3 separate regions of the Homo sapiens genome follow, and regions 1 and 3 are each linked to region 2. Evidence: chromatin contacts called from ENCODE Hi-C or POLR2A ChIA-PET data. All regions are on one chromosome and are shown on one strand. Each heading gives the region's core, a stretch centred on a gene start or an enhancer-like site at or near the end of the contact. The rest is flanking DNA. Distances are from core to core; before and after follow the strand shown.

What was found. Hi-C counts contacts between places; a loop is a spot of excess contacts on that map. ChIA-PET counts read pairs that join two places held with the same protein, here RNA polymerase II (POLR2A). Pooled maps may share reads with other maps.
Region 1: a loop to region 2 is called in a map of naive thymus-derived CD4-positive, alpha-beta T cell, with 5 times the contacts of the local background. The contact joins the enhancer-like site here to the promoter of ZNF407-AS1 in region 2. A Hi-C loop is called at or near these places in 1 of 168 maps with a recorded cell type or tissue (naive thymus-derived CD4-positive, alpha-beta T cell) and 10 of 50 pooled maps. POLR2A ChIA-PET finds 5 or more read pairs at or near these places in 3 of 52 experiments (CD4-positive, alpha-beta memory T cell, activated CD4-positive, alpha-beta memory T cell and activated naive CD8-positive, alpha-beta T cell).
Region 3: a map of naive thymus-derived CD4-positive, alpha-beta T cell shows a loop between it and region 2 (9-fold over the local background). The contact joins the enhancer-like site here to the promoter of ZNF407-AS1 in region 2. A Hi-C loop is called at or near these places in 1 of 168 maps with a recorded cell type or tissue (naive thymus-derived CD4-positive, alpha-beta T cell) and 5 of 50 pooled maps. POLR2A ChIA-PET finds 5 or more read pairs at or near these places in 5 of 52 experiments (CD4-positive, alpha-beta T cell, CD8-positive, alpha-beta T cell, activated T-cell and 2 more).

What each region holds. Positions count from the first base shown.
Region 1 is chr18:75,245,911-75,249,347 of GRCh38, reverse strand. The region is part of intron 1 of TSHZ1 (teashirt zinc finger homeobox 1); the gene reads right to left. Among named protein-coding and RNA genes, the nearest start is that of TSHZ1, 37 kb to the right of the region's middle. Within about 2 kb of position 1,392, at least 14 of the 41 ENCODE cell types and tissues checked have a DNase peak (open chromatin) inside an H3K27ac peak, as active enhancers do.
Region 2 is chr18:74,596,382-74,599,649 of GRCh38, reverse strand. It overlaps ZNF407-AS1 (ZNF407 antisense RNA 1), which reads left to right and starts at 1,815. Exons shown (of 2, transcript NR_024484.1): 1 at 1,815-3,222. ZNF407 (zinc finger protein 407) reads right to left here and starts at 1,780. Exons shown (of 9, transcript NM_017757.3): 1 at 1,713-1,780. RefSeq lists enhancers at 785-1,004, 1,795-2,004 and a silencer at 1,395-1,694.
Region 3 is chr18:74,080,643-74,084,016 of GRCh38, reverse strand. FBXO15 (F-box protein 15) reads left to right here. Exons shown (of 10, transcript NM_001142958.2): 9 at 1,966-2,090. Among named protein-coding and RNA genes, the nearest start is that of FBXO15, 66 kb to the left of the region's middle. Within about 2 kb of position 1,361, at least 6 of the 41 ENCODE cell types and tissues checked have a DNase peak (open chromatin) inside an H3K27ac peak, as active enhancers do; they include CD4-positive, alpha-beta T cell and CD8-positive, alpha-beta T cell, where a contact is called at or near this core.

The DNA of each region.
Region 1 (3,437 bases), core at 143-2,642, 650 kb before region 2:
CAGGGGTGAGAGCGATGCAGAGCCACAGGGCATGATCCTCTCCCCAGGACCCCGTGGGGGCAGGCGAGGCACCCAGGGCTCTCAACCCGTGTGGCTCCGGGGTCTCCACCAGAGGAGTTGCAGGAAGACCACTAGGAAGGATGTGTGTCTGAGCAGCCTGCCCGGGTAGCAGGTGGGGCCTGGGTGGCCGCAGGGACAAGGGACAGAGAGCAGCCACGGCCTGGAGCCCAGAGCCCCGGGTAGGCAGGAGGGCGGTGAAGGACCTGGCTTTCCCCCAGTAGCCCAGGGACCACAGTGGCCCAGATCTGGGGCTCCCATCCAAGCCTCTCCACCCCAGGGTGCCCGGCTCAGGCCCCGCGTTAGGAAGCAGACACCTGGGCCTCCTCCCACGCGGAGGTGGCTCGCCTGGTACTGCTGCTGGTGGGTGACCCTATGGCTTCACGGCACACCAGCTTCTAAATCCTTGCCTCTGCGGCTATTTCTAACCGTTCCCCCACACAAGACTTAGCAGAGCGTGCAGACACCACAGAGGGTAATTAAACCATCACACTCGCAAAGCTGGACGCACAGGCAAACACATGATGTATTGTTAACAGCAAGTATAATTAGGCAAGTAAACGTATATCTATATGTCATAGTTAACTGAAACATTAGCTTCCAATAAACGTATAAAATGGATTCCAAATGAGGGGAAAAATTTCTTTTAGAAATTTGTGGTTTTCTATTTTCTTTCACTTCAACTCTCCATTAATGTGGGCCAATTAACTGTCAATTGGATTTACAAAAATGTGTTTACATTTTCAGCCCCATATTTGTGAGTTCAGCATTACTCAGTCTATCTTACGATAAATAACCCTTGGATTATGTATAATGATAAGAGTATCTAAACAATCACAAGGTAATGCCTGAAATACACACGAAGGTGAGCGTGAAGGAAACATGTGGGCCACAGTCTAGGACTTTCCAGATGAACCTGAGGGTGAATACACTTCGATCACCTTCCACAGGCAACTTCATCATATGATATTTCTGAAGGGAAAAAGTCTTCAGTAAAAACAGAATTATTAACTTGCGCCAGAATCAGAACCTTATACTTGAAGTAGAATACAATTACTGAGGCCACTGATATTATGACAGAGCTACATTGCTATCACTGTCTATAAACATGATGAAAGTCTTGTCTGCCTGATGGATACAGTTTCCAGTATGAGAAACATTTTTGTAAGCTCACATATATTTTTCATATATAGCCTCAAATAATAGTTCTAGATGGCTTCTATTGTTCCAACCTCCTCAAAAAAATTATTTGGCTAGTGCGCTTATCTTTATATTTGAGAAAACAGTGCTTTCTTACTGTGGTTTCTGAATGCACCGGAAGCCTAGGATTTACTTTCACTTTGCCTGCACTGTGGCTCTGAATAAATAAAATCTTTTGCTATCACCCTTTCCCACTAAAATGAACAGGAAGTAAAAAAAAAAAAAAAGTAAGGTCTGAACATTTCAAATAAATACAGCAACAAGTATATTTAATGATAAGGTCACTGATATTTTTCACACTTCAAAAGAAGGACAAAGCTGTGCTTCTCTGCTGTGGGTGAGTGTGTGTGTGCTCACATATGAGTGTGTGACTGCTCCTCCGTCTCTCCCTTCTAATTATACCAAATACGGAGAACACTGGAAAAATTACAAAAATGGCTTCACCTCTATCTATATCAGAAAATCGCTTTACTGCAATAGCATTAAAAATGTAGGCACCAGTTCTCATAAGCAGAATGAGGGAAACAGTGTTTTCCAAAGTGAAATTTCAGGGAATCGTTCTTTTCAAAGTAAGATAACTTAAGGGGCAAGGCAATTCACGCAACTGAATCTAGCATCTGTTTTAAGTCATAAAGGCCATTACATTTTGTGGGTTGTGCAATTTGCTGTTTAACCAACTTTCTACAAAAGCATGGTGAAATGGCATATTTAAAACCAAGGGCAAAGGGACTCCACTCACTGAGAGAAGAGGCACAGCCCCCCCTGGCAGGAGCAGTGTGGCCCTCTGGGGTACCTCTCCCAGCAGCAGGCCCACCGCCTCAGCCCTGACCGCATGGCCTGCTCCTGGCCATTCCACCTCCTGTTTTATCTGTCAGAAAACACTGGCATTTGGTGAAGGTGTACGGTCGGTGGTGGGTCGATGCGGCAACTGAAAAGAAACTACAGCCTAGGGCACTTCCAGTTCAGCAACCCTGGGTAGCAATGCCTACCAAATGCTCTTCCTGAACAGAAAATTATATCTGGGTGCCTCCATTTGCTCGAGCAAAAAGATTATTCAGAAATCATATATACCACCAAAACACTGCAGGCTCAAACTTGGAATAAATCCTCCACTCCCGCTCCCTCTACAGCATTTTCAAGCAGGGCTTTAGTACTCCATTATTGTGAATGTTCTTTGGCCCACAGCAAAAAATATTGACAAAATTCTGCTTTTAAGACAGTTATTGTCTCTGTCTACTTGATAGCAGCCTTCAGAAGTTCACCTGCTAGCATTAAATTCTTGAGTTTGGGTGAAAGGAGAGAAAATTTGCCACATCTCAAGCTCTTCTGCTGTAGCAGCAGCAAATCAAATTATTCTTTCAATTAAACTAGCTTTGTGCCTAAAAACAAAAAAAGGCCACAGGCTTTCTTCCCCCACACAGAGAACTGAAGCCATCACCCCTTTAAACCCCATGACTTGAGCATGATCTCCACGGCTTAGTATTCTTGGATAATACAGCTCATAAAATTAAATCTACTCTCAGAGATTTCACTTATCACTGTGTGCTGTGAGCTTGCAGGCAATCAAGGGATCAAGAGTTCTGCACTGGGGTGTGTTTTGATGGACCTGATACAGGGATATGACCTACCTCTCTCTTTCTCTCTGACACACACACACACACACACACACACACACACACACACACACCAGAAACCAAAAACACCCCATCAGAGGTTGAACAGAGAACCAAGGCCCCCATCGTCATCCCCACTGCCCTGAGATGAGAAGAGACGCTTCCCACTATGAAGCTCACAGGACTTCCTCACCTTTGCCACACACGTTAGCTACATTTTAGCACTAAGACAAGCCCTGAACAGTGCATGCATCTGGCCAATTTCCTTCCAAAGAACTGGAGCTGGTCTTTCGTAGGAAATGCCCAACTAACAAATGCTCTGTTTGACTTTCTTTTCAAAATGTTGGCTTTCAAGAAGCAAAACGTGAAGCGCAGGTCTTGGTTGAATCCACGCTGATAAGGTAAAGGCGCTTCGGTGCTGGTGACGTGCCTGGAAGGGCGGTGAGGTGGTGTTTGCTGGGGGAGAGGGGAAGCCCGCTCCCCTGGCACTTATTTGATTCAGAGCATTGTATTTGTGGAAGTCAAAGCCAAGTGCTAACCAAGATTTAACACTAAGACTAATCAGAA
Region 2 (3,268 bases), core at 566-3,065:
CTTGAGACCTATCTCAAATCACATATCCTGCAAGAAGCTTTCACCACTCCCCACCATCAATCAGCCGTAACTTCCACTGTGCTCCCACATCTCTATTTTAGTAAGCAGAAAAAGGTATTATATATATTTATTTATGTGTCTATTCAACCAGATCTCAAAATCCTCTAGGGAAGTATATTACTATTTCCAACACCTAGAAGGGTGTTTGGCATAAAGCAAGAACCAGTGTTTTTGAAGTGGAGCCACTTTGCTCTGCTTAAAAGGTACCAATGGAACTGTCCTATTGTTTGCAACTTTTCTGTAAATCTTAATTTATTCCGAAATAAAGTTTAAAAAAAAATGCACCAGTAGCAACTGTGTTGTGAGCAATTATCACACCTGCCTTACATGTCACGCAAGAAGAAAGCTTTACCTTGTACCAGTAGCAGTAATTTTGTATATAGCAAAGTGAGTCTCAGTTTGTAAAAAGGGAATAATTCCTACTACACAAGATTGCTGTACTAAATGAAGCACAGTGAGTATGCCAAATGACATATAAGCTCTTCTTAATAAGGTTCTGATGAGTATATGTTAGGGCCCCTGTCTACAGTGTTCTAAATGGACCAGCACTTCACCACAAAACAGATACATACTACGACTAGGATGTCACCAGGCATAGACTGCAAAGCTGTAACTCAAATCACTATTAAGACTGTAATTACTTATAAAAGTATTCTACATGTGTGTCCACGGATGTGGGATGTCCTATTCCAAAACTCCCCAATGAAATAAATGGCTACTCAAAACCCAGCGCAACCGACAGAGGTCAGCGGCCACTGCACCCCGCCTCCACCAGCTTAAACTCCAGAAGGAGGCCAAGCACCCAGGGCGTGCTAGCTGGCTGGAAAGAGGTGAGCATCTACTGAGAAACCCACTGCTGCCCGCAGCGGTGTCAGGCAGCCGCGGGTCTCCCCGCAGTGGCGCAAAGCGAGCTGAAGTCGGGAATGGCTAGGACCCTTCGCTGCCACCGCGGTGCTTTCGGCCACCGCACTTGTGTGCCCTCCGCCCGCCCACACCAGCGTCGCTTAACGGAAGAAGGCGCGAGTAGCAGCGGCGCAGCCAGGGCACCTGGGGGTGACACGAGAGTGGGCGGGCGGTCCAGGGAGCCCCTGCTGGAAACCAGACGCTAAAGCTTGCAGCTGTGCAGCTAGGGGAGCATCTGTTTTCCACTTGAGAGCAACCCGGGCACGCGAGAACGGCCCGATTTCGGTGCAGGGGTGCGTCCCGAAGGAACGGGGGACTGTTTCTGCGCGGACAGGCGAACCCGGCAGGGGAAACCGAGGCCACGCTAGGTCCGCAGCCCCGAGGTGTCCACAAGAGCTCCGCTCGCGCAAGGGCGCGGAGCGAGGCTGCCCGCGGGACCGGCCTGCGGAGCGAGCGGGTGAGAGGGCAGGGCGGCAGCTGGGGCCTGGGGGAGGAGGGCGGCGAGGCAGCGTGAGCGAACGAGCGAGGGTGTGTGTCCGGGCGTGAGTCTGGGCGGGTGTCGGGAAGGAAGGCGACAGGGAGGGGCGGAGGCGGGGGGAGGGGGGAGGAGAAAGAGCGAAGGGCCCAGACGGGGCTCTGGGCGCCCAGCCGCCCGGCTTCGAGCCCTCAAGCCACCGCCCCCAGGCCCCGCGCTGACGCTGGACGGTCCCCGCCTCCAAACCCCCCGCCCCGGCCAGAGAATAACTTACCTGTTTGGCGACGGAATCGCTCCTGCTCGCCCCTCTGACTGACTCCTCCGGCTCACCGTCTTCCCTTTGGGAGGAAGAGGCGGGACATCCTGTTTCTCCGTCGAAGGACTTCCGGTGGCTTCCAAGGCGACTCCGTAGTGGATGCAGCGCCGGACGCCACAGCCGAAAAACAGAATCTTGGAACTGGTTTAGTACAATCCAGGTCGAGTTCCTTGTTTTTTATCCGAGTGGCCGGCAGGCCCATGTGCTGTCTTGTTTTTAACACATCAGCTCTTGCCGGAAGCCGCTAAGAGATAAAATAGGAAGTCCCACCCTTCCCTTAGAGAAGGAAAACGGAGAGCCGAAGGAGTCAATCTAAATTCGATGAGCGCGTCGGGCTCCAAGGCAGGCGCTGTCAGCCCGGGAGGGCTGTCTGGGATTTCTAGAGGGTCCCAGAACGGGTTCTTCCCAGGCCGATCCCGCCTGCTTCCTGCCCCGTCTCTCCACCCGCCTCCCGCCCTCTGTAAGGGACCCCGAGGGCGGCGCCGGAAACACGGAGAAGGCCCAGAACGGCGCGGGACCCGAGAGGCCTACGTTGGCAAACGCAGCCCGCTGCCCCTTTGCTCGCTTCCCCCGGGCCTGGAGTGGCTCCTGTCGCTTCTGGCGCTCCGATTTCGAGAAATGACTTTCAGCTGTGCAAGGCGAGAATGCTACTTTAGATGATGAGAAAAAATCTCTCGAATGGCTCCCAAAATGAGGTCCTTGTTTAAGAGGCCACAGGAAGCCGCTAGCCGAACTCTGATACCAAAGAGGAGGCCAAGAAGCGGACTGTGGCTTGGTGACCTGTTTGGTATTGCCAAATTTTCAGCTTTTATTAAAGCTGAAACACCTTGGCTGTTTAAAACGTTCGACAAGGACTTTTTTATGAACGTTAACGGCACAGCATACGGGTTTTTTGGAAAAAAAAAAAGGCAGGACTTCAGCCCGTCCGCCCCCTTGTGCAGGTCCATTCATGAACCTCGAGTTAGAGGCCTTTCTTCTGAAACTCAGAATCTAGTAGGGAAGACCTGTGTAGACGAATAAAAATAAATACATCACAGCTTGTTAAGTGCTGTGACAAAGAGGCAGTGAAATCCTGCTTGAGGTCATCTGCCTTGCTAAAGAGGTTTGACTATGTTGTAGGCACAGGGTTAGGGTTAGACTCTGTAATGGGAAGTTATGTGATCAGATTTCTGTTTAGGAAGATCACTGGCCAGGCGGGGTGGCTTACGCCTGTAATCCCAATACTTTGGGAGGCCGAGTCGGTGGATTGCTTGAGGCTAGGATTTTGAGACCAGCCTGGGGAAACCGCGTCTCTACTAAAAATTTGAAATTAGCCAGGCATGGTGGTGCGAGCCTGTAATTCCAGCTACTTGGAGGCTGAGGCGGGAGAATAGCTTGAACCCAGTGGCGGAGGCTGCAGTGAGCCGAGATTGCGCCACTGCACTCCAGCCTGGGCGACAGAGCGAGATTCCGTCTCAAAAAAATCATTGTAAGTAATTGGATTTTTGTGTGTGTGTGATGTTCTGAAGATAGGC
Region 3 (3,374 bases), core at 112-2,611, 520 kb after region 2:
CTGACCTTGGGCGAGTTACTGTTAACCTCTCTGCATCAGTTTTATCACCTATGAATTCAGAAAATTATATTACCCAGTTAATATTATTATTAAGGTGTTAAAGTATTCTTCTAAGCTGTTAAGTGTCTAACTCAGTGGTTGGTATACAATAAGTACTCAAAAATACACCTATTTTATATACACACACTTTCACACATCTGTTCCATGTGCAGACTGTTTAAATGTAGGAAGAGCTTAACCTTTCTCTGTCTTATAAGTGGTTACAGAGGGTTGGCGGAAAGAGCTCTGACCTTTGGAGACACCACAGTGTTATAATTGTTCTGAAGTGGGAGAATACCTGGTAATAACAAAATAACAGTCTCTGCTTCCTACAGGGATTTGAGGTTTATTAGCTCAGGCAGTTGCCACTGAGACGTTATTGGCTGCTGTATTTGGAGTGCATTTTCTGCCGTGTCCTGGGGACAAGCTGTGTGGAAGATGAGCTCCTGGTTTTCTGTAGGCGCCGTCGGCTGCCTGCCTTTGCCGCACCAGTCAGAGGCCTCCCTTGGTTTTGCACGTGGCTGCAGTAGTGCAGGGCAGAGCAGAGTCACATCTGGTCCATTCAGAATGTCATTACTGTGCCTCCACTGAGGCCTCGCTTTTCATACACTTCCTCCCTGCTTCCGTCGAGCCCTGCTGAGGTGACGAGGTGATGAGGTGACAGCAGAGCTGTTGCCTGGGAAGGGTCCGTGTCATTTGGCATTTCTTCCTATGCCTGGGGAGAGTGGAAGGGAAGCTACACAGCTCTTGCTAATTACTCAGCATTAGAGAGGAAAATGTGGGCTGCCTCTGTCCTTGGAACAGAAGTAAGACGTGGAGAAACCAGCAGTGTGGCATCTGGGCAAGGAGCTCCCGTTTGCGGGGCTGGAAACCCTGCCTCTGCGTCCTCTTTCACTTAAAGCATATTACTGGGTCACAAAAGAGGCCCCAGGCAAAGTGTGGGCTTTAACCTTCTGGTGACACTGAAGTTGGAGAACACTGTATAACATTTCTAGAGCAGAGCTTTGGCTCCCAAGGCAGCTTGGCTTTGGTTTTATTTTGTCTCATGAAATAACCAGGCCAGGGCTGGAGAACATTTGCTCTTTTCCATGATTTTTCTGTTTGCTTTGCCCTGTGACTTGCATCTTCCCTTTGTTCAGACTTCCATCTCTGGAGAATTCTCGGGTATGAGTTGTGTTGCTGTCGGTTGGTTTGTGTGAGAAGCAACTGATGGTCGCTTCTCAGGGTGCGTTCAGACAGAACCAGGAAGCTTGTGTCTGTGTGAGACCGAGTGGTGCTGCGGCTCTCCCTGCCACAAGAGGCCTGTGGCAGCAGGGCTAGTGTGCTGTGTGGGTGCGAGGGCTCCTCCGTGTGGCCAGGCTGCCAGTAGCTGGCTTGGAGCTGGCAGCAGAGGGCCAGGGTTTGGCCTCCAGCTAGGTGGGCATGTGCACGGACTCTCACTCAGTTACAAGCATGTGCAGAGGTGTTGGTTTATTTCATGTGAGTTTCTTCCACTCCTCTTCATGTTCGCCTGCTCTCCAGCCCCTTGTTTCTTTGCCATTTCTGCACCTGCTTTCTTCAGCTGTGTAATTCTAGATATCGGTTTCCAACACTGTTGGCTTACCCACATCAGAAGAACCCTTTCCTCCTTCAGCGACCACCTTTCCATCAGTGACAGGTGGCTATCCAGGCTCGCCTCAGCCAGCTTCCCCTGACTCACCTTTGACATCACCTTTCTGGGCACTTGTTAATGTTTCTGCCTCTGGGACACAGATGCATCACTCTGGCCTCAAGCCAGAGGCTGGGATTGCTGTGCCCATGTTGCCCTCATCGCTGAGGCCAGGGCTTACCAGGGTGAGGTATCCTTATAAAGTCGCCGACTGAACGTGCTTGGTTTGTCATCTTGCACTGGAAGACAGTGATTGAAACAATCTTATATCTTTTCAGGAAATATTGAAAATGGACATGTGAAGCTCATTGTTATACATTTAAAAAATAACAGAGAACACCTACCTCTTATTGGAAAAGTTGGCCTCTCGTGGAAAACTGATATTTTTGATGGCTGTATAAAGGTAAAAACAGAACCGTTTTCTTTTCTTCAAGTAACTTGATTTCTATATAATAAAAAGTCTGTTTATATATATAAATTATATTGTCATATATGTATGATGTTTCTTTTATAGTTCTGGATTTATTGTTCTGGTTTCTGAAGGTTGGTGCACATTCTGTTAGCCATTGACAGCCAGTGGATTCACTCATGAGATGCTTATTGAGTACCTTTCATTTGTCACTGAGTATGGTGGAGTTGGAGGGGCAGGTAGTCTGCAGCAGCATTTCAGAACACTGTTGATCACAGTCCCCTACTCTCTCAAAGCCCCTCTGTTTTGTGGAAAGAGAGTGGAACTGAAGGTTGGACCACGCAGGCAGCATCTACTCAAAACATCTTGATCATCCATGTACCAATTTAAAACTTATTGCAGTTATAAATTCTTAGTCCAGGATATAGGGATTTCCTTGAACTGTTAAATAAAGATTAGCCACATGGGTGGGAGAGTTGACTTAGTGGTTGGGAAGTAGCAGGGAAGGAGGGAGGAGGAGGAAGAGGAGAAAGATGTTCTCACAGTTTTGCTTTCTTCTGTCCTTGTGCCCATGGCTGCTCCTGGTTCTTGTCACTCTCCAACTTTATTTTATGGGATGAACAAGATTTTCATTGTCCCAGGGACCAGTGGGATCAATCTCCTGTGACTGCGGGGGCCTCCTGTAACATGGCTTTATACGGCGCTATGCATGCGCACCTTGTTAGAACTATTAATGATGACGACTGGGACCAAGAGTGGTGTTATCATGAAGCACTGTCCCTTGAGCCACTTGATATTTGATGCAATGAGATATTTTACAAATCCTATTTATTCATAGCAAATGTTTAAGTTTTGGTAAAAATGATGTTTATCACACACCATGTTGTTTCATGCCTTTAAGAGCACAGACCTACCTTCTTTCTTTTTCTTCAGATTTCAATAAAGCCTATAATAAAAGTAGGTACTAAGATAAAATATTCACGTCAAAATAGACCTTGAGGATCAAGAAAGGCAGAATGTGAATGTGACTGTCTTTTAAAGGGTCAGCATAATTTTTAAAAATAATTTGTTCTGTGTTTTCTGGTAGTCCAGAGAAAGATGAGAGCAGTCATTTAGTTCTCATTGGGAGAAAAAAGGGAAATGTAGTAATTATACAAAGAAAGCTTTATCCCAGTTCTGATCATTAAAAACAAAATTTCCAATGGGACTTTATGTAGGGCAGACTAAGCTACATAATGGACCCACCCTGAATAGCATCTTAGCAGCAGATGCACTCAC